Linked DNA regions of Mus musculus: regions 2 and 3 are each linked to region 1. The links are chromatin loops, found by intact Hi-C in ENCODE. Cell type or tissue: left cerebral cortex. All regions are shown on one strand.

The links. Hi-C counts contacts between places; a loop is a spot of excess contacts. Peaks named below come from ENCODE experiments on the same cell type or tissue, not always from the same donor. Only the 100,000 strongest peaks of a DNase experiment are listed, where the experiment ranks them.
Region 2: a loop joins it to region 1, with 7 times the contacts of the local background. A loop is called at or near these places in 2 of 42 quality-filtered maps.
Region 3: it touches region 1 in a loop (10-fold over the local background); 4 of 42 quality-filtered maps call a loop at or near these places.

The regions. Positions count from the first base shown.
Region 1 is chr13:36,887,903-36,895,902 of GRCm38, reverse strand. It overlaps F13a1 (coagulation factor XIII, A1 subunit), which reads left to right. Exons shown (of 15, transcript NM_028784.3): 13 at 2,937-3,097. The region is part of intron 2 of Gm30489 (a long non-coding RNA gene); the gene reads right to left. Among named protein-coding and RNA genes, the nearest start is that of Gm30489, 68 kb to the right of the region's middle. In left cerebral cortex, no CTCF peak of the experiment used is centred here; DNase peaks (open chromatin) are centred at 3,487, 4,039, 4,911, 7,569 and 3 more places; H3K27ac peaks cover 2,079 bases.
Region 2 is chr13:37,286,339-37,294,338 of GRCm38, reverse strand. No RefSeq gene overlaps it. Among named protein-coding and RNA genes, the nearest start is that of Gm30600, 41 kb to the right of the region's middle. In left cerebral cortex, a CTCF peak has its summit at 3,614; a DNase peak (open chromatin) is centred at 3,470.
Region 3 is chr13:37,308,227-37,316,226 of GRCm38, reverse strand. No RefSeq gene overlaps it. Among named protein-coding and RNA genes, the nearest start is that of Gm40913, 21 kb to the left of the region's middle. RefSeq lists an enhancer at 2,417-5,261. In left cerebral cortex, a CTCF peak has its summit at 3,471 (motif pointing right); DNase peaks (open chromatin) are centred at 3,808, 4,483, 6,366, 6,763 and 2 more places; H3K4me3 peaks cover 495 bases; H3K27ac peaks cover 1,899 bases.

The sequences.
Region 1 (8,000 bases):
AGGAAAATACAAAACAGACTAAGAAGGAGAGACATGTTTGCCTTGCAGGCATTGCAACCACAAAATGAAAAAATTATCTCTGTAATTGGGTGGTGTGGAACAGAGAGACCTGACAGAGGTTATCTGAGCCAGAAGAATCCCATTGGTATCATAGGATATCTAATGTGCTCAATGAGACACAAAGGATGAAGAACCATTCTTGTTTGACTTGGTGTGGTCCTCAGTGTGAAAACTGATGATAGGAGAAGGTGGAGTTTTTAAGAGGCAGCACCTTGTGGATGATAACTAGGATATGTGATCCTAATTGACCTTGGAAGGGTTGGTACTGGTCTGTGGAGTGAGTCAATTCCTGGGAAAGCAGCTTATTATAAAGTAGGGCTGTTTTGCAAATAGGGCCCCTTGGGCACATGGCCAGTTCCCTTCCTGTTATGTCAGCACCATGCTGTTTGGATGCTCCAACCACTAATATTAAACTAAATCAACTAAATCTATTTTCTTTATAAATTTCCAAGCCTCTGTCATTCACATACAATAACAAAACCAGATTCAAACAGGAACAAAAGCAGGCAATGAAAAGTGATGGGCTTAACTCATATAATAAATATCACCCCTCATACAAACTTGGGCTTTATTTCCTGCCACCAAGTCTGGCCACCTGAGTTCCATCCTCCACATGGTAGAGGAAGAGAACAAACTCCTGTAACTTATCTGCTGATCTCCACTCATACGATTGTACCCACACAATGATAACTTTCTAAATTAAAAAATAAGGAGGATCACACTGGCTGCTGTGATGAGAAGCTCACAGAAGCAGGAATGGAGCTCAGAGGCCAGTTAGGATGCTGTAATCATCATCCAGCTGAAATGTAGTGGTCGTGTTGACAGTGCTAAGAACAAGTCCTGAAGATCGAGTCCACCTGATTGGCCTGTGCACATGAGAGGAAGGGGTGGATGAAACTCCATGAGTGAGAGGTGTGAAATGCCTTGGAATTCCTGTTACCTTCCAACAGGGTGGGAAACTCAGACTGGGTTTATATGGTTAAAGACATGAAGGTAACAGAACCTAGATCCTCCCATGGGCAAGGACATTGAACCAATGGGTGTGAACTGGGGCCCTGAGTGGAACTATAATTCATCACATCTCTCTACACCAGAAATAGAGCACAGTCCTTTTCCAACCTCACATGCACCCTTTCAATCTTCCTTGTCTCCTTAGCCCAACTAAAGGATGGACTCAAGCCATTCCCTGGCTGTAGAAGCAACACAACCAGACATGACAGCCTCACGCTTGCTCCTGGGCCTTCCGCATCATGACGGATTGTATCCAAAATAAACCTTTCCCCTGCAAATATTAAAAATGAGGGGATAACTCTATATGAGTTAATGGATTAAAATGATGTAATGTATTTCTCAATTGAGTCAATTCATGTAGGGACCAAACCTAAGCCCAAGTTGATTTTAATACAGCTCCATCAGTCAGACCACTCAGGGCTTGTCCCAGATCACTTCAAGGGAATTAGAACCTCATTCTTCTTTTGCAAATTTACTAATTAATGTAGGTAGGTGGCATCAATTGCATGCAATAAAACGCATGTTGCAATCTGAAGTCAATCCTAGTCTTTTGCAAAATCACACATGTCTGACCCTAAGCAAGCATCCTGCAGTGCCTCTACTGCAAGTAAAGTTTTCTAAGGAGAATGTGAGCAGACTTCAGATTGGTGATTAAAGGGAATGTGTAGGCTAGAGTCAGCTTGGGAGATTTGAATAACTTAAACCAACCAGTACCTTCAAAGGTGTTATCATTGTCACTTGGCTATATTTAGTTGCCTTTGCTTTTTGGAAGAGATGAGGCAGCTCCAGCCTGTGTCTCCCTTGGCTTTCCCCAGACACCATAAATGATGTTGGCAACCTCCCATCTCCACCACTCATACAGTGAAAATCTATTCCTCCTTCTCTTGCCGCGTTTAATAAACTTTATCTAGAACAATTTCTTGTGCGGTGGCACAACATGGCACTTATATAATGGACTATTTCAGGAGCAGTGTTCTCTGGGGCTCTGGTGCACAGTCCCATTTCTTCAGTGCTGTGATTGAGAGAATGGTCTGCCTCCAAGAAGAAGGGAGCCCTGGGGCTGAGACTATAAGTGGTGATAAGAACCCCTGCAAAGATGGGTACAAAGAAGATGCACAAGTCTTGCTGCCCTAAAGAAACCTAGTAGCCAAACACATTCCCCTAAGAAAAACCAGAAGACCACTGTTTATTATTATCCCTGGAAACATCAAGGGACAAAATGCACTGTCTCTAAGGACATACATACCTGGGCTCAGCCTACAGAACTGTCCTTTGGGCTCTAGAATCCTGGGCTATGGGAAATGGAGTCACAGAGTGAGCAAATGGACCCAGGCTACAGATACAACTCTGCATCCTCAGCCCCCATGGAGATTGAAAGAGGAATGAGACTACTTCCCATCCTCCATGCCATTCTGCAGGGCTTATTCTCTACCCTGAAAGCTAGCAGTAAGGTTTCCACACAGAGGTCTCTCCAGTCACAAAGAGGAGCGAGGGCACTCTATGCTCATTTTCTGCCATCTTGGGATTGCCTTGGCTCAGGTCAGAGCCTGCAAGGTTGAAGCTCCTAGGATTCACCTTTAATATCTCTGTTTACCCTTTCCATTTTACAGCAGCAAACACAATGCTTCGAAAGTTTGACAACTCTTTTCTGTAGTAAGACCCCACTGACTATTACATTTCCAGTGTATTCTTTCTTCACCCATGAGACAGGAGAGCTTGTCCCTGATTGACTCCTTGTATCTGTCTTTTGCTGTTTTTCCTGGTGACTTGTGTGCTAATGAGGGGAGGATGGGAGAGGGCAAGTGAGCCATATGCCATCTCGTCCAGGTCTTGATGTCCGCCTTGTTGGTTTTTCCTCCCTTCAGCCAAGAAAAAGGAGGTGCTGGTCAGAGCGGGCGAGTACATGAGCCACCTTCTAGAACAGGGCTTCTTGCACTTCTTCGTCACGGCACGCATCAACGAGTCCAGGGATGTCCTGGCCAAACAAAAGTCCATAATACTGACTATCCCCAAGATCACCATCAAGGTCAGTGAACATCTCATCTCAGACAAAAAAGGAGGGCAAAGTGCTTAGTCAGTAGCCAGATTGTGTGTGCATGTGTGGGGGGAGGAGGGGGTGTCCAAAAGACATAATGGAGCTAGGATCTTCCTGTTCTTTGAAAGAAGTAAAATATTCTATATATAGTCGCATGCATATAACACTCCTCTCCTTATTTAAATATATAGATGTGACTGCAGATATAAATATAACCTGTGGTATAAACACACTTGTGGAGGAAGATAAAGATGTGTGATGGAGACAGAGACTCAGAACTCTCTGTGTCTTCAGAATAAAGTGGGTCAGGCTTACAAACTACCTACACTGTCCCTTCTGCATCTGGGGCAGTAATGTCATTCACTGAGGTGTGACTGTATGCAGTAGGATGTGCAAGCTGAAGTGTAGAGCTGGGGAGCAGTAGCTGAATATACATATGCCGTTATAAGCACCAGCTAGATGAAAATATAGAGGATCCCCAGGTCTTCAGAGAGCTCCTTCCTGCCTTTATCCTGTTCACAGTCTACCCCACATACCAAGATGACACATTTTTCTGGCTTCTGTCACCATGGCTTGTTTTTTCCCACTTGGATCATGGCTTTAGTTGTACAGAGAGCACAGAGTTGGTTGTCCAGGTAGTACAGGGTATTTCTTCTCAAGTTGCTCATGGGGACTGGTAAAGGAAAGCCAGGGGAGTGGGTTACCTGCTTCTCAGCAGCGTAGGCTAGCTTCTGGTGGCATCAGTAGACAGCCTTACCAAGACCCCTTCCAAGCACTGGAAGCCAAGCATCTAGTGGTCACCTTGGAGAGTGGTATTATATGCCACCTGGATGTGGCCTTAAATAACTTCCCTGGTGTCTGGAGAGCATTTGTCTCTGAAAAGACTGAGTGATCAGTATAAATCCTCCTAACATGAAGTATCCTAAAGTAACCAAGTAATCTAAGTGGCCCCAGAGATGGGACACTGGGCAGGAGTGAGAGATGAGCTTTGTTTCTTATGAACCACTTTTTAAGCTAATGGCTATTGTGTGGCATTCAATATGGCTGCTCTGCTTGCTTATATACTGGACCCTGGCAGCTGCTATCAAAGTATCACATATATAACTGAGCTTTCAACACTCAATAAAACCTACAGGTAAGCAGTACAAATGTTTCTACTTTATATGTGAGAAAACTGAAGTGCAGAAGGGCTGTAAAACTCGTGCAAGATCGCATCATCATCAAGATGGAGAGCTAGGTCTCTAACCCCAGCAGTCCAGTTACAGAAGCAGAATGAGAATTGCCTCATCCACTTCTTCTCAAAATCTGGTTGTGTATAGATGGTACATGGAGCACCCCACAATGAGGCTCACGCAAAGCTGAATATGTATAGGGCCTATTGAAGAACAGAATGTCAGACCCTCTACCTCTAGGGAGGTTTATGTCATTCTCTCTCTCTTCTGTTCTTGAAATGCAGTCACTTACCATAGACCTGTTGTGATTGGTACTGTCTGCACAACAGGCCTGAAGAGGCAGAATGCAAATGAGGCTGAGGGAGAATCAGAATTCTGTAGGTAGAGTCAGAAACAAATGCTAAACAGGAAAACAGGGCACTTGGGTTACTCCAGGAGTGCCATCTTGCCCTGAGAGCATGAATTCATTAGCTGGGGGCACAAGGACCACAGCAGCAGGAGGCACACTGGCTCTCCATAGTCAGAGATCTTGAAGATGTCCCTTAGCCACATAGCAAAGGCATCTTTTGCTGCTCTGAGGGGGATGTAAGCAGAGCCTGTGCCCATGCTCAGATCTCTGCCTTTCCCACCAGAGACAGTTCTCATGTTCACCTCATTATGAAGCAATGGCTTGTCCCTGCCAAGATCTCAGGAGAAGCTTTTCCAAGCTGTGAAGTGTTCAGACCACAGCACAAAATAGAATTTAATTGCACCACTGATAATAAAATGTGTGTAGAGAAGAAACTGATACTTTTGATCTTTTGGGGTATTATTAATTAGAAAGGTTGGATTTTTTTTCTATCTTTTAAGATTCTTTGAGAGCAACTGAACTCCCCATGGCAGAATTACAGAGGTCTCATTCTGCATGCTAGTAGACCAGGGCAGGACTGGAACCAGGGTTGATTGGGTTCAGTTTGAGTTAATTTCCATGACAGAAGCAGGGGTTCTGGTTCTGTTGGACATTCAGAGTCAAGGCCATTTTCTGAGAAAGAAGATCTATACTGTCCAGGGCTAAGACTGGAAAAACTATAGATGAGACACTATCACACAAGCCCTAACCATTAACCCCACTAATTTCAAGGTTAAAGTAAATCCAAACAGGCAATGAGATGTGCCAGGGAAAGGGACTGCTCACCCTAATGCCACTCAGATATCACCCAGCTGTGACAGATCCGGATTTCAGAAACTGTGGGAATGGCACTAGGCACCTGTGACACTGGAGACATAGTAAAACAGAGCTGTATCCTTCAGAAGCCAGTTATGCACTGGGAGTGATGGGGAGGGCTCAGGAAGGGAAGGAAGGGGCTTGCTGTTGGGGGTACTGGAAAGATGGTAAGAAAATACTCTGTTGGACTGCAATGTGGGAGAGCACTTCAGAGAATTAAGTAAGATAAATGGCATAAAGCAGGAACTCCAAACACACTAAAAGTACAAAGCCCACAAGGGTTCCAAACACGTGGTCCAAAATTACCTGCAACATGTCACCTCATCAAGTGTTAGGAAAATGCTAGAATACTTTGTCCATCCCTCTGAAGCATGGATGGGCTCACAGAAGACTGAGTCTCTTACAGATGCTGTGCATGGATAAACCAGGCACAGGGTAAATGTGAAAGAGGTAGTTAGGAGGACAGATCCTTCCAGCTTCATTCTGCAGGCAAGAGGAGGAGGAGGAGGAGGAGGAGGAGGAGGAGGAGGAGGAGGAGGAGGCGGAAGCCAGCATGCTGACAGTAGTGGCAGCAGCTGAGAGATATTAAACACTGGAATTTTAGTAATGCCCTTGTATCATCTTATCTGAGAGATAGGTATTACTGTAACCTTCACTGGACAGAAACCCAGAGAAGTTAGTGCCTTATACAACAGTGACCAAACCATGAGCCCTGCAACCAAGGGAATTTAAAGCTGTTTTCTCCACAGGACACCCATGTAACCCTACCAAGTCACTGAGCCTCCCAGAGTCTGTTTTTCCACTGAAGTGAGAATGGCAATGGCAATTCTTTCATCATGGCATCCTTGTGTTGACTGGGCCAAGGATGTGTGATAACTATGTCACAGTGAACAGTTGGTACATGATTCTGGATGACTATCTCATGGACATACCTGATCAAGGAAGGACAGAAACCCCTCTCCCAGATCTCTCTTGGTGTGATGTGACCTTTGGGCCACATTGTTCTTCACACTGGGACTTTTATAGGCAGCATAGACAGGAAGGTTTGCGGGTTGCAAAGTTGGGAGATCACAGCTCTGATGAATTATCAAGAATTTAGACCAAGGGAATAGGCTGTCATCAATGAATGGTTATCATTCCACCATCAGAGATGGAGAGAGATACATGTAGGTACCAGAGAGACCATGGGGAATTGCTTGGAGGGTAGGGTAGATCACAGAAGTGGCTTTGTTTAGGGTAGAGGTTGGGAGCCAAGGAAGACTAAAGATAGGCTCAGCAGAGCATGTAGAGACATTTAGAGTTGAGTCTAGAATGTTTTGGATGAAGCTTTGTCATTGGCTCCATGAAAAAGACTTTGGTGAAAACTCTGCCTCCCAACAGTTATACAAAGTCTTGGCCCCAAAACATTGCCTTCTAAGACTCCTAGGTTTGATCCCAGCAATGTAGCTGCCTGAAAGCTAGAATCCAGATGTTCTCCAACCCCCTGCCACCCCCCCATCTTCCTTTTTAATGCAAATCTAGACATCCTGGAATGATACTAGATCTATCTATCTGAACCTAAGCTACATCCACCAAACTACATGGGTCAGTAGCCAGGTTCTTACATCATAATGGGCACATCTTGAGTTTCATTCATCCCCATGGCGATAGAGACTGGGTTTGAGTTAAATTTGTCCCTATTTAACTATGCCCAGCACCCACCCTTCATGAGTCATGGTGCGTGATCCTCATATGGGAAATGGCAGGGGGAGACACTCGTTAAACTTTAATGAGCATACATCTCTTTTTCTGTGCTATCAAAATATTTTGATGAGAAAAGTATATTTTATTAAAAGCAGACTTGGAATTTTTCTCTGCCTTTCCATGTGTTGATTGTCAAAAGCTGCTTTAAGTCTTGGGGGAAAAGGCTCCCTGGCATTTTAATTGTTCGTGAGCAGTTGCCATTTGGAGAAGAGGGGCCACAGAAGGAAGCAAGCTGGTCTGCAGACAGCACATACATTTTTCAAAGTGCTGTGACCCACAGCGTGTGAGCAGCGATTTAACAGGGTTCTGTGGTTCTCAACAATGAAGCTTCTTATTCCCATGCTCAAGATGGGCCGAGGCAACTGTGCAGGAAAGCGGGCAAGCCCAGTGGCATGGCAGGCTTCCAGACCCACATTCCCACCTAGAAGGCACTGAGCTAACAACAGCTTCACAGCTACCGTGGATGGTAAGAATAGGTCACATGAGAAGTGTCACTGCTGACCCCCACCCCCCGAATAAAATCAAGGGAAGGCCCCATCTCATCCAGCACTTATACCTACATAAGCTGTGCTCATCCATGCTCAGAGAGAGGAGTCTACCCACTCACCATCAGGCCCATAGCGTGATGAAAAGCTTCACCCCCTATGGAAAGGGAATACTTCCCTGTCTGGACAAGGTCCGTCATGATTCAACCCCATATCCATTTCATCTAACTCTAGATACTAACATAGTTTGTCTCAATAATTATCATATTTTTATGCTCCAACTAGAGCTT
Region 2 (8,000 bases), 400 kb before region 1:
AACAAAACAACCAACCCAATGTCAGGTGTGGGTTACCTCTTCTTGAATTGTTGGTCAGTGGGATCTGACATATCCCCCAAATACTATAGGTTATTGCCATTGATCATAGTTACTCTCCAGAACTTGATGGTGAGGCCCACATATTTGAGTCACAGAACATGGAGAGAGTCAGTTGGTACCAATCTGGAAACTTCTTCCTTCCCGGCTGGCATTATTCATAGTAGGAGGTACTATGCCCACTACTAGGGAGGAAAAGAATCAATAGCCTTATCCAGCTGTGAACACTGTGTGCTTCAATACCAAGTGATTTGGGAACTGCCCATTTGTGCAATAGTGACACGAATATTATCAGAGTTACCAACAACTTTTTTTTTATAAGATATTTTCTCTATTTACAGTTCAAATGTTATCCCCTTTCCTTGTTTCCCCTCCAAAAACCTCCATTCCATTCCCTCTTCCCCTGCTCACCAACTCACCCACTTCTGCTTTCCTGTCCCCTACACTGAGGCATCGAGCCTTCTGAGGACCAAGGACCTCCCTTCCCATTGATGTCCAACAAGGCCATCATCTGCTACATATGCAGCTGGAGCCATGGGTTCCTCCATGTGCACGCTTTGGTTGGTGGTTTAGTCCCTGGGAGCTCTGTAGGGCATTGGTTGGTTCATATTGTTCCTCCTATGGGGCTGCAAGCAACAACTTTTTAAAAATTCAGTTTAAGTTCTATTCCATGAAATGGAACTCATGTCTGTTACTTTTAACTGAGCCAAGAACTCATGACCTGATAGCCCATAAGCCCTAGGAAAGAACCAACTCTATTATTCTGCTAAATGGACAGAGTACTAAGCTGCCTCCTAAGTACTTATCTTTATACCCATAAAGCAGCACAGCACGCAGCTCTCATTATCGATGCTTCTTGCTTGCAGGAGAGGGTGATTACTATAGAGAATCACGTTGGTCAAAGTGCAGAGGATTAACTGTGGAAAGCTTAGTCCTAAATGGAGCATCTATGTCATATCTATCTCCTCCTGTCAAGGCTGAGCTATCATCATGGAAAAGGGAGCAGGAAGATCTTAAGAACACGAGCTAATAGATGACTGTAGCGAAGCCATGCTTCTCAGATATAACCGGACTGCTGCACACATATACTAATATCAACTGTGACTATATGAACAAGACCCATGCAAGTTGTACCCAGAAGAAATTCCCAATTTCATCTACTCTTTTTTTTCCTAACCCTACTGAGTCTTCTCATCGGTGCCTGCGTGTGCCCAGGTGAGGAGTCATCCAGTGGAACACAGGTCACATGACAGGTGCCACAGATGAAGAAAACCGATTCTCGTACCCACACCAGCCACAGTTGCCAATAGCTCCTCAATTAGGAGTTAGCTCTAATAAGTCCCTCTGCCTTCCATGCTGGAATTTGGCTACTATTTCTCTGTAGTGATCTACTGCTACCTCTGGATCTCAGTTTTTTTCTGCCCCCCTCTTCCATGATAATCCTTGAGAACTGGGAAACAGAACGTGCTATAGGTTTCCTATTTAGGGCTGATAACTCCACAATCTCTTATTCTTTGCACTTTGACCACCAGGTGTGAGTCTCTGTATTCAACATCATCTCCTGCAAAAGTAGCTTCTCTGATGATGGTGGAGAGCCACACGAATCAATGGGTATAAAGATAAATGTTTGGGGACAATTTATACTATGTCCATTTATTAGAATATTTGTAATAGGTTCTTCCCTAGAGCTTATGATACACTAAGCCCTAGGTTTTTGGCTCAGTTAACTGCAGTAGGCATGAGTTCCATCTTGTGGGGTAGACCTCAAATACAATCAGAAAATGGTTTGCTACTCCAGAGACATTCATGCCACTATTACACTATTGTGTTTTAGTGGCTGCCAGGCTGGTCATTGCTGTAGCTTACAGGAGTCACAGCTGAGTAAACCGTTACTTTTCTCCCACAGTAATATGGACAATGCCTCTGATTCCATGACTGCTAGCCAGTAGGGATGAAGTATTCAGGGCAGTATCAGTTGATTTCTCCGTGTTCTATGGCTCAAGTATTTTCAGCAACAGGATCTTACCATCAAGTTTAGGAGGGTAACAAAGACTGATGGCATAGGTTATTTTGGTTTTGGTGAGGGGGTGTCTATGAGATTTATTACCAACATGAAGAGACACAATTTACACTGGACGCTGTTTTCTTGTTTTTTTTTTTTTTTTTTTTTTTGATAACTTATGGCATCTGGAAGATGTTTTGTCCCTAGGTATAGGGTAATTCCACTTATTTTATACATGTATATGTGTATGTGTTTGTGTACATGTTTTTGAAGCTCACACAATAGTAGGTTTCCATAGATCATGATATGTCTATGTGTGCACATGTGCATTTGAGTGCCAGTGGCCACCAGCATAAAGAGTTAGATCTTCTAGGGCTAGATGCCCAGGTGGTTGTGAGCAGAAGTCTGACATGGGTGCATTGTTCTTGAACTGTTCAAGAGCAGTGAGTGCTCTGAAGGCTAAGTTGTCCCTTCAGCCCCAGTCCCCCTTCTTTATAGCTCCTGACTGTTCATGCAAGGACATGTCCTACTCTGTAGTTTGTTCAGTTCTTGAAAGGATAATGCTTCCTGAAAGGATAATGCCTCCTCTAGATTTGCATTTAACATTTCGTGGAGCTATTTATAATCTCAAGTTTTCCCAGTGTGGCCTTTGCTCTGGCTGGACTACCTAATTATCACACCGTGTTAAAGAAACCAAGCTCATTAGAACCATCTCTTTTGGATTCTTTTTTGCTTCCTCTTAACCCTGGCTAGCTGTGTTATGAGTATATGATTTTGAATGGGGAAATATAGCGGCATGCTTGAAAAACTTCAAATCCTTAGAAAATACCTCAAGAGTCATCTGCTTACTAAGGGTCTAATTTTCAAATATAAAGGACAGGACCTGATAGCTATTTGTAGCTCATTTAGGGTAGTTAATGAGGAGTTATCTAATGAAGAGGCTGAGCAACAGCCTAAGAGTCCTCTTGAATAGGCTTAATCATCTTTGTCTGATGATAATCTATTCATCTTTTTTTTTTAAACCTACCCAAAAGGATACTGAGGAGGTGACTGATTTAGAAATTTAGTAACATATTCAATCCAGTTTGGATTGGTTTTGTATACTGAAAAGGAATCACTGTTTAATAAGTGTGCTTCTACTATATAATTCACAGAGAAGAGAAACATGCTATTTAAGAAAAAGAAACATATTAGATGAGCTCGGGATTGTTAAGTAGCTTCCTAAGTGTTTGGCAATCTTATAATTTTCCCCTTGCTTTGTCTGCATATCTCACTTTTCTTTCCAGACTTGGTTGGGTTCTTTTAAAAGTCATCGTCTCCTGAAGCATGTAATTTTAAGTAACAAGACAGTGAAGTGACATATTGCAACACTGGAATTGTTGAGTCAGCCCTTCATAATTTCACAACTGTTAAAATACTCACACTGGAAACTATGACTAACTCCCTCTAATTCTCAAAAGCCCTCTCAAGAGAAAACTCACATTTTGTGCTACTCAAATGCCATCAAAATGACTCCCTTCTGGCTCCTAGTTCAGCTCAGCAGGCAGCTAGTAGAATAGCAGGTTGGTGCCTGTAAGCAGCTGTGGGCTGCATTAAAAGCTCGCCAGTAATTGTGTCTGAGAGATGAATAGGGCAGAGCCCACTACAGACTCAAGGTTGAAAAAAAAACCCAACAACAACAATGCTTAACAGATTCTGTTATGATTGCATCTTACAAGACATCCACCAATATTTAAGAATGTAAAAATCACTGGTTTTGATGGAGTTTGATGATGCTTTAAAAGGCATGTGTCAGATGCTGAAGTTTAGGGAAATTACAAAATTGAGTTCTTGAGATTCCTCTAAAATCCCCCCCCCCATTTTATTTTAGGGGTATGGGTGTTTTGCCTGCATGTAACTCTGCACAGCACTTGAGGTCTTGGTGCCCAGGGAGGCCAGAAGAGAGTCTCAAATCCCCATAGGACTGAAGTTATAATGGGTAGGAGCTGCCATGTGGATCCTTATGAAATTTATCCAACAAAATGCTTTAGCGCTATTGAAGGTGCTTTTAAAGTCCTCACAGATTACCCAAGTCCCTCTTGCCTTACAGAAATCTTCATCTGGTGAACCAGTTTGTTCAGCCAGAGCCACAGGCCCAGCCAAAGGTACTTGCTGTCTTATTTGTATATGTATTAAGGAGCTGATATTTCTGGTCTTTAAAAAAATGCCCTCTCTGAGTTGTCTGATGTGGATACAAGCATTGCAGTCACTTTTTGACTAACAATTAAAACAGGTCCTGAGAGATGTACCATCAAATTCAGGTGACTTCCTGTGTGAAAACCCTGTGGATCTCTTACACAAGCCTAGATGCTGGAGGTCAGTCAGGGAATATGGCCACTTAAAGCGACAGAGACACAGCAAAGACAAGACTGGGGGAGCTGTTGCCAGCGTCCCAGGGTGCACTTTCACAATCAACACTCTTTAAATAAGTAGGGGTATTCTCCACATGACCAAGAAAAACACGCTATTATCAATTGCATAAACAACCCAATAAATACAGATAAATGCATAAACAGCAAGCCAGCCACATAATTAATTGGTTGTTATCATGATCAAATACTACATGCTTTCTGTTATTTCATGTGTCACTATGCTGCTTTTATTAAACAATTTTTACATACAACATTTTTGATCATATTATCTCCCTTCCCCAATTTCTCCTGGATCTCCCCACCTCTCTATATGTTCTCTCTCTCTCTCTCTCTCTCTCTCTCTCTCTCTCTCTTTCTCTCTCCTCTGCCTCTGCCTCTCTCTCTCAAAACAGAAAAACAAACAAACAAAAAACAACCAACCAATCAATCAATCAATCAATCAATCAATCAAACAAACAAACAAACAAAAGATTCTGGAACTAAACACACATCACCTTAAAAGCCCACAGAGTCTGTTTTGTGTTGGTCACCTTCTTCTGGGCATGGGATCTGCCCTGGAGTGTGGTTCTTTGAAGATAACTGACTTTTCCTCTCCCAGCAGGTATCAATTACAAACAGCTTTTTGGTTAGGGGAGGGGTTTTGTCTTCACTTCTTCTCAGTGGTGGTGTGTGGTCTGGTTTGGACCTTTGCAAGTCTTGTGCACGCATGCTGCCACAGTCTCTGTGAGTTCATGTTTATCAGCCCTATTGTGTCTGGAGGATGCTCTTTCCCTTAGAGTGAGTCATCAGACACCTCTGGCTTTTACACTCCTTCTGTCTCCTCATCTGAATAGTCTCCTGAGCCTTGAGTGAAGACTTTGATAAAGGCATCCCATATAGAGATGAGTTCTCCAAGGTCTCTCTCTGCACATTGTCCGGTTGGTCTCTGTGTTAATTCCCACCTGCTGCAAGAAGAAGCTTCCAGATTAGGGCTGATCGATGAAGTGATCTGTGGGGATAGCAATGTGTCACTAGGAGTCATTTTCTTTCTATGATTGGCCACCAGAGTGGTAGGTATGCTGATACCAACAGTGCTGAAGCCAGGTAAGGAAACATGTAATGTCACCAGGCTAAAGGAACAAATCATCATTGTCATTATGATTTATGGGATCCTGTCTATGGGGGCCCATCATCAACTCAAATGCTATATGGCACATGGCTAATACTACATTACAGGTTTCACAGATAAGAACACTGAAGTGGTGGGTAGTTAAGTAGCCTCATTTTACAAATGGGAAGACTGTCTCATTAATTTCAATCTTTGTTGCTTGTGTCAGGTAGTGTCTATGGTGTGCCCAGATCACCCTCTGTACTGGCTAGTTTTGTGTCAACTTGACACATCTGGAGGAAATGCCTCAACTGAAGCTTCTTTTTCTGTGGCTACCTGTTGGCTCAGAAGTCTTTGCTCACAGGGCTGGATCTTGTGGAAGCTCCTGCCTTGTATCCCTAACCTGGTGGAAAAATTCACATCCTGGTCCTTTATTCTAGAGCAATCAACTTTATGCTTGACGTAAGGACAGCAGGTCCTTTGGCCTTGGGTAAACTTACTTCTGACCTACCCCTTGCTACCTACTTGGAAGAAGAAAAGGACAGAGAAGCCTCTAAGCTAAGGCATGGAGACTTCACACTCAACTTTGTCCTCTATGTGTTAGATTTTGAACTTATCTCACCTAAACTCTTTTCCTCCCTAAATGGGGGACCTCTGTTTAAAAAATTACACGTGTCAACATACTGGAGATGTTTTATAATGTCTGAAGTGCTTCACACACACATGATTCATGTCTGATTCCACAGTCCCCGCTGTGACTAGGTTTAAAGATGCTCCATGTTTGGATCAATATTCAAAGAGGGTCTTAAAATCATCTGAAATGAGAATTTATATCAGGAAGTATAAGAGATGTGAGACTCTTCCAGACTACAGATAGAAGACACACCTGAGGACAGAGGCTATCTAATACAGCAATGTGCCCATGCAGTGAGAACGCTGGGTCAGGGAGCCAGGAGACAGCTGGGAGGAAGAGGCCTGTGAGTCTCCACACGTGTGCATATCTGAGTGTATGTGAACATGTGGGGTATGTGTGTGTGTATGTGAACATGTGGGGTATGTGTGTGTGTGTATGTTAACATGTGGGGTATGTGTGTGTGCATACAATAGGAGGAGGAGAGACTGTACTAGGCATTTCATGTGATCATATGTCTGATGTGTATACACGTGATCATGTGTGTAATATGTACATACAATCATGTGTATTGTATGTATGTGTGCTGTGGACTGAAAGAAAAAACACTGCACCTCGCAAAGCATTTATGTGATTATATTCCTTTCTTGCTATCAGCCCTGTGAGTCTTCCTCCACGAATTTTGAAAAACCACGGCAGATATTGAACACATTGTGGCAACCTTTGTGAACTGTCCAGTAGTGCTCACTCCATGTTCCTGATCTTGCACATCTCGCCTCCAGATCTTTCCCATCTTCTAGAACAGATACTCTGGATCCGTTGATCAGCGATTACCCACTTCTCTCCCTCTAGCTCCTGACATTCTGCTTTCTGTCTCTGAATTTGGCTACTGCAGGAGCCTCTGATACGTGGAATCACAGAGCATGTGCCTTTTCATCACTGCCTACTATATTGGCCTTATTTTCCTCAAGGTTCCATGTTGTACCATTTGCCACACTATGCTTTTATAGGCTAAATAATATTCCACTATGTATGAGTTATCCTCCATGTATGGAGGGAAAATTGAACCCCACGCTAGTTTGTAGGGTGTCTTAATTAGGGTTTTACTGCTGTGAACAGACACCATGACCAAGGCAAATCTTATAAGGACAACATTTAATTGGGGCTGATGTACAGATTCAGAGGTTCAGTCCATTATTATCAAGGTGGGAGTATGGCAGCATCTAGTCAGGCATGGTGCAGGAGGAGCTGAGAGTTCTACATCTTTATTTGAAGGCTCCAAGGAGAATACTGGCTTCCAGGCAGCTAGGATAAGGGTCTTAAGTCCACATCCACAGTGACAAACTCACTCCAACAAGGCCACACACACCTCCTAATAGTACCACTCCCTGGGCCAAGCACAAAGAAACCACCACATAGGGTAGCCAGATTTTAAAAATATTTTATCTATGTATTGTGTGTATGTGCATGCACATGAGGGTGTGTGCGTGGGGACCTGTGCCTGGGGGTCAGAGGATGACTTTCAAAAGCTGGTTCTCTTCCCTCCTGTGAATCCCAGCGATGGAGCTCAGGTTGCCAGGCTTAGTGACAAGCACCCTCCTCATTCCCTGAGTCAGAAGCTCTCTCTGTGCAGTGTTTGTGCCGTTGGAGTAAACGTGTTCAGTGAATAGATCTCCATCATGCCTTCCCCAGAAGAGCGACCTCACGTAAGCCAATTCTTTCCTATAGGAGGGAAAGCCTAAGCAATATATGGCTGAGGTGGGCCTATGGAGAAAGTTGAACAAAAGAGAGGGCATTAGAGAAAGCTTTCTG
Region 3 (8,000 bases), 420 kb before region 1:
TCTGTGCTCTCAATAGCCCAGCCCCCAAATAACTGCACTTACATGAACTTCTGATAGAAAATGATGGTTAATTCTAGATGTGGTCACGCATGACTGTAATCCCAGGATTCTGGAGACAAAGGCAGGAGGATCAGGTGTTTGAGGTTGGCTTGTTCTATATAGCAAGACACTGTCTAAAAAAATGCTGAATAAAGAGAATCATAATTAATTGTTGCTCAATCAGCTTCTCCCTCCATGAATAAATCATGCCTCTTAGCACTGACATCCATTGCTTCACCCTGACAGCAAAAATGCTGTCATTTCATCCTCACCATAAGTTTGTATAGATAATGAATGTTCTATGAGAAAGAGGGATGTAGGGAAGTCTTTTCCTACTTGTGATGGAAAATTTTCTTATTGAGTTTTATGTACAACAACCTAAAATTTGTATATGTGATTGACAATGTTGAATTTTACATATAAGATAACCGACAAGGATGCATATATATCATTAAGACAAGTGTACAACTCCCTGTGATTTATAGCTCCACATTATAGTGTTCTCTGCCCTATTTCCAGATTCCACTCTATATTTGAAAAATTATTTAATGATATACTTTCAGATATATGAATAACTACTCATATTGCTACTTCCCATTTCTTAATTTCTTCCTCTTTAATGATTGAGTCTACGTATTCAATTTCTATTGTGGAACATGCAGAGTTAGATCTCAAATCCCACCAATCCTTATGCTCATTCTCCCAACTGCTCTGTCAAGGTAATAAAATTTCTCAGAATTTTCTTAAGTTAATATTCAACATTTATATAATTATGACCACAGGAAGGGTTCACAGCAAAGCCAGATATTGGACTATGATTATGTTTGCTTTACTGTATGACTTTGTGCTTTCTCTGGAGTCTGTTATTGAGTTAGTCTTAAATTTGTATCACCTTCCTCTAGCTTTCTTTACCACCATCAGTAATTCATTCCTACGTCCTGGAAACTATTCTTCTGGGATATTTATTCATTTCATTTGTATCTTCTAGGAGAGAGTCTTCAGAAGGTCCCATGCCTCATTCTTCTACATTCTTCTTTCATCATCAGGCCTGAAAGCCTGCCTACTATACTCCGCAGAGCACTTTGTCAATCACTCTCTTTAGGTACTCCCGTTAAAGGCAGTCACAGTTTTTGTTTGTTTTTGGTTTTTTAGAGATCACACCTCCTTTTAAATAAAAAAAGGTGACTTATTTATTGTATTTTATGTGTATGAGTGTTTTGCCTGCATGTCTCTGTGTTCATCAAGTGCTTGCCTGGGGTCAGCAGCGGTCCTAGGAGGGCATCAGCTCCCCTAGAAGTGGAGTTCCAGATGTTTCTGAGCCATCATGTGGGTGCCGGGAATGGTACCCAGGTCCTCTGAGAGAACAGCAAGTTCTCTTAACCACTGAGCCATCTCTCCAGCCTTAACAGGATTTTAAACTTTGGAAACATACACCATTAGGTTTCTGGCAGGGCATTTCCAGGCAAGTGTCAGGAATTGCTGCTCAGTGATATCATGGACCCTTGGAGCTCCTGAACAGCAGCGGAGAGGCACAGGGAATGGCCTCCCACAAGCATTGACTCCTGAAGGCAGCTACAGAGGTGTGTGTGTTTGATTACAATTTCTAGAAATACCTTTTTCCCAATTTGTTTTCTCTTCTTGTAACAACTCAGTGACCCATGCTAAGTCTCCTTCACTTCGAAATAACGTCCGTTTTCTTGGTTGCTAACTCAGTAGACATGTTTCCCCATTTGATGAAGGAGACTTCCCCTGTATGGAATAGTGAACTCCAGCTGCTGTAAATGAGACTATCCAAGGAACTTTGCTCAACGCATGAGCCCTGTCTTTGGTTTAAGCTCTGCTGTTGTCCCTTTGGAATTATTAAAGACTTATTGTTGAGAGAGTTTTGCTCTGGAGCCCAGGCTGGCCTTAAATGAGCTAACCCTCTTTTTTGGTTTGCTGAGAGTAGGATTTATGCACAGGCATGCCAAGCCTTCTGGAAGACTTTTTAAGACAAAGGATCCCATTTGATCGATATCAGTTTGCCTCGATCCCCTCAAGTTGTGGAGCTCATCTTGTTTTTCTCTTTTCTTGGATAAAAATTGGTCAATCTTTTTTTTTTTTTTTTGCCTTTTATTGGAATTTCTGGGAAGCTTATGTGAAATGTTACATTTTTCAATCTTTCATTGTTACTAGCATTTAAAACTTTTAAAAATCCCCTTTCTGTCTTCTTACTATTCCCTTTCTTGTGTATACAATATGTATTCACATATATAGTCATATATATATTTATTCTTGTACACACACACATATATAAAATGCATTCAGTATTTTTATCCATTCTTCTGAGAATGCTAGTAGCCATTCTTTCTGTACATTTTCTTAGGGGCTTCTTCTTCCCCACCCCTGTTTACTTGCAGGCAGTAGTTTGTGTTGCAGGTAAAAGCAGATACACAGGGTTTGCAAAAGATGAAAGGTTTTTTTTGTTTTGTTTTGTTTTGTGTTTTTGTTTTCTTGTTTTTCCTCCTCCGAAGTAAGAGAGAATAAAAGGCCAGGCAGTGACACAACTACTTTAAGGTAGAAGAGGCAACATTGAGGAGCAAGAGTGTCTGGAAAGTGGGAGGATCTGCTTCTGAACTAGCCAAGTATTGTACAGACACAAAGCTAAAGAGGAGAAGAAACTGAGAAGATCTGCAGTGCAGGAATCAACGCCGGCTCACCATCAAGCGGCACTGCGGTCTCACCTGAACCTTCAATGTGCAGCCAGCCCACTCAGCGACCTCAGGCCACCCTTTCTTCTTAGCCTTGGGTGGGACGAGGGGCAAGGCAGAATGGTGCTTGCTGTCAGTTGTTGGCTAGAGCTAAGGTGAGGGGCAAAGTGTTGAGGGATGCTGAGGACAGAAGTACAGAGGAGCAAGGGAGCTGGCTTTTCTATCCAGATCTGGTAAAGCAAAGAACAGAGGAGTGACTAAGGGAGCCAGGGAGATGCCTCTGAAGATGGGACCCTATGCTTATAGGCAGTGTGAAGCCTGTTCCTTAGTCTTGAAGGAATGGAAACTCAGAAGAATGCAAGCGGGCTCTGAACACACAGATGATTCTGCAGTTGAATTCCGGAGGGAGAAACACCTCGGGGAGGGGCTGTCAAGTGAACAACTTAGACGGACCCAGGAAAGATCACATAAGGAGTCCTGCTTCAAGACTGTCAAAGCCATTGGGTCTTTTAGGTTTAAATTCAATTCTGCAATGGGGTGAAATGTAAGGTATTAGTTTTAGGAAGGACCCTTGCTTACTTGGTGATTCACCTGTGAATAACAGCAAAACCCCAAATCCGAGAAACAATGCATCAGGCAATACTAGATCCGCAGCCAGCCAGCATCCCGCCCCTCAAGAAAAAAATTGCAGACCATGACATCATTCCTCTGGTCTCCCCACACCTGCTCGAGTCCCTCGATGATACCACCAGATGGCGATGTTGGCCTAAGTTGTAGTACATTCTCTAGTCCTGGGAAAGCCTGACCTGAATATAAAACTTCCCTAATCACCACATTTGATTCCCCAGCAGAACAGCACAAAAAAACCTACTGCGGATTCCAAAGAGGCCAACATGGCATCTCACTACATTGCGTGGTCCGCAGACCAGACATCGGTGCATATTAAAGTGTGATTGCAAGAAAACAACTTTAAAATTCAGAGTCCAGGAGTGGCCCCCCGCTCCCCCGCCTCCCGCGCCTAGTCTCGCTTTGCGCTCCCTACCCCCACCCACGGTCCAGCAATCTCGGACGTGAGGCTTTTCTGCAGCCGCAGCGGCATGGCTGGCAGTGTGGCGCGGAGGTGGCAAGCTCTAGGGACCCACGCAGCGTCTGTCTGTGCAGTGCCCAGATGGCAGGGGCTGGAGAGGCCTCCAGAAACCTGCAACTCAGTAGCATTTCCCCAACTGGATCTCTGTCATCCTCCCAGGCCACCCCAGCTCAAGAGAACCTACCCCATCCAGAACTTCAGGAGGCAGCTTGGGGCCAGCAAAGGTGGGAGGTGGTGGCATGAAAGTAAGGTCTAGTTAGGATGACCAGTCTCCAGGGTTAGAAGTTTTATAGCTTACAGGGCTTCCACGATCCCAGGTGCCCACCCAATTGGTATTGCTTCCACTAGTAGGTCGCGCCTTGTGTAGGACAGTGTATGATGGGCAAGATGGACCGCAGGCGCCTGCTAGAGAGTGACACTCTGGCTCCCAGTAGCTTGCACCAAAAGGTCCGATGACTGTCTCTGGTCCCCAGCAGTCAAACCTCGGTGGTACTTCTAGGCCTCATAGGCGCGTGCTCATGGCGCACGCACAAAGCCCAGCGGTGCAGTGCTCCCCGGCAGGCCTGGGCTGGCCCCCTCGAAGCGACCAGACGGTGTCTCACAGCGGGCTTGTCCCCGCCGAGGTCATCTGCTAGGCGCAGCTGGGCCGCGGAAAGTAAGAAGCTGATGAATTTTTCATCGCGATTCCCTTGGCTGTCGATCTGAAGGCAGTTTCTGGGGCAGCAGCCTTTAAGGACCTGTCTGTGCCAAGGGCAGCCCCTCCCCCACCGCTCTAATTACTGATAGACAGGAGAAGCTGGTCCCAGGTCCCCTCCTGCTCCTCCAGGGCGTGTCCTGGTCCCTCTGGCTTTGTTTGATTTCTGAGCATTGGGCGAGTGGGAAAGGAGGGATGAGGAAGAGCGCCTGTCTAGTTTAATAGCATGTGTAGACAACCTGCCTGGAAAAAGGAACACAGAGGTGCTCAGCTCTGACCTCCAGGAGTTTGCAGGGATCTGCGGGGATAAACTCACAAAATGGAGATGAAAGAGTCTAATGTGGGCCAAGGGCCGGGCTAGTGGGGCTGTGAGTGAGACCGGGGCTCAGGGAGAGACATGGGGAAGGGATAAGTTGAAAGGAAAGGACTCCAACACCCGGGCACAGGAAGGGGCAGAATGAGGGCGGGTCTAACTTTGCGCTCTCGAGGGGACCAGAGGCACACAGGTGCAAGGTGTGGACCTGGATCTACCCAACACATAGGTAGGCCTATCACAGGTCAGAAACCGGCCTTTTCTTGAAAATATGATACAGATATATCAGGAGAAGTCACTATTAGATAAGAACACTGAGGGGCTTTTTGTTCCTGAGTGGGGGAGGGGATGGGGAGGGTGGGAAAGGGTGGGGGAGCGTGGGGGAGGGCTGTGCCAGGTTTTTTTTTTTTTTTTTTGTCACACGGATTGTTTTTGCATAAATGTAAGTTAAAAATACACACTTACATACCATGCACACTGTTGTGTATGGAGATGGTCTCTAGAAATAGTTTTGTTTGTTTGTTTGTTTGTTTAAAAAGGTAATGCAGGTATTTCTAAATTTTGGTGAAATAAACAAAAGAATTCACCCAGAGTCACAATCTTTGTATATGTCCTTATTTTTTCCTTATCTTATTTATTTTTTCTGTGCAGACCTCGTTTCATTGAGACCATTTTTTGTAAGCGCAGTCATTCAATAAATGCTAATAAATAAGAGACCATAGCAGGAACATTCCCTTAATCTCTAAGTAGAGCTGGGCATGGTGGCTCCTGACTGAAATGCCTGCACCTGGAAGGTGGAGGGCGGAGAAGGAGGCTAAAGGCAGTGCTCTAGGCAGGGCTGAGCTCTGTGGAGTTAGAGGTGGAGTTCCGGACCTGGCAGAGCTGGGTGTGACTCTGCTTGAAGAAAGGAAAAGGTGGAAACATCTCAAGGTGCCTGAAGAGGCTTCTCATCTCACCTCCCAACGCTGAGCTGAATCGGAAACAGCTGGTGACAAGGAAGTTGTGGGGCCCAGCATTCCTAGCATCCTCCTCGCCCCCTCCCAGAGTCACCCCGCCCCCCCGCCCCCCCCCTCACATACTCACACCCTTACCAACCTCTTCCTCAGTGGTAGCTGCGGTTCTAGGACTGAGCAATTCCTCTCTACCTTCTATTCTGAAAACCTGTGCAGAGACTGGTAGCTTATCAAATGCGTTCTCATTGCTTTGCTCCTAGGTTTAATTGAATTAATTTTAACACCTGTTATACCTGCTACAAAGATCAAAAAACTGAGCCTCCATTAGAGTTTTCCTCTGAAACATTAAGTGGCCAAATTAAAGATAGAGCAAAGCTACAGGTTTGTTTTTTTTTTTTTTTTTTTTTTTTTTTTTTTTTTTTTTTAAGAAAAGGTGTTATTTGTGAACCGTGAATGTTTGCTGTTTGTTAAATTAGCTTTCACATTTAAAGCCACCAGAAAGACATTTTTATCAAATAAGAGAATGTGCCACCTGCTTTATTTCTTGGGGGAAAAACAGAGAGGGAGGGCTTCCATTTCTGGCTCTGAAGGAGGAGAGCAGAAAAAAGCCTTGTACTAAAAAACCAACGGCTGAATTAAAAAAGTATGAACTAGTAGCTTGAGAGCATCAAAGATGCAATCGAAGATGCGGGACTCTAGAGGGACCAGAATGGCATAGGAGGGCAATGCAGCCAAGTGAGTCCTTTAGAGCTCCTCTTGTGTCATGGGAGCATTTGTTGAGCCATGCAACGGCCTCTGGGGTATAGAATCAAAACAGAGTGACAGTTCCTTGCTTGTCTCCGTCAAAAAAATTGGAGTTCAGGATGCAAGGTTGCCAGGACTTGATGGACCATAAACACATCGAGATGGGAACCAAAGAAAATGGAGTCAGTATGCATTTTTTTTCTCCAAACCATTTCTCAGTCTTTAAGCTGTGCACGTGAAGAGTGAGATGCCAAGAAGCCAAATAAACACAGCTGTCAAGAGGCTTAAAAGCTAAGCCAAGATGCTGGCGTGCTTATAGTTCTGGGAAGGCAGAGCTTATAGTTCTGGCTGCTAAGGGGGAGGAGCCTTATGAAACCCTCATTGTCAGGTGAGTCCTGAAAACCAGTCCATAGGAGTAAGCAAACACAGGATAGTAGCTCTCATATGATATGCAACGTGGGCTGCAAGAGCCTCCACTCTGGCTGGGACACACCCGCACCTGCACACGCACACTCACAACTATCTCCTAGTGTTATATATCCTCCAGCTTTCCTGGAGGAAGATGATGTATTCTAATACCACAGAAGGTATTATATTTAACCCATTGTATTAATACCAGACGAATAATCCAGAGGGTCAGAGGTTCTGGCTGGTGAGGTGAAACAGGAGGGTAGTTTCCTGCCCTGTCAGGAAAAGGGTGGTGCTTCCATGGCCAATCATAAGATCTAGCTCTCGAAACTGATGTGGCCCAAATGTGAGGGAGAGCTGGACCAAGGCATTTAAAAAACTGGCCAGAAAGATCTAAGTAGAAGAGATGCTGGAGTCCATCCTTCCATGTGACTCTGCAAGGAAACTTGCCCGTCCTAGAGGATGAGGTTATTTCAGTCAAGGGCTCGTCACTGCCTTGCATCCTTTGGAAGATGGTTTGGCAACTTCTCACAAAGCCAAGCATGTTCTCACCACCCAACAGACAAACTCTTCAGGAGGTTTGGACCCAAAGATGGTAAAAGCTGAAGCTCATACAATAAACCAGCATCAGACCATTGATGCTATCAGCAGGTTTATTCTGGCCTGCTCAAGCGTGGAAGCAGTTAAGTTGCTCATCAAGAAGTGAATGGATAAAATGTAGCAAGTAAAGGTAATGGCGTTACTCAGTGGTGAGAGGGACTGAGTTAAGAAGTCATACAAAGACATAAAGAAAACTTAAACAAGTCAAAGAAGCCCGTCTGAAAGGTCTCCAGACAGACGACATGATTCTAAATATATAAAACTCTGGACAAGGCAAAAGTATGGGTACAGAGAAAAGGACAGAGGGTACTTAGGGTTAAAAGAGACAAGGGTGGTGGTGGTAAATAAGCAAAGCACAGAGAATTTTTCTGGGCATTGCAGTTACTCTGTGATGTGGTGCCAGGTGTTGAATCAAGTCAAAGTCTGTAGAACACACAACACTAAGAATCTGTAAACCCACTGGTGTTCTTTT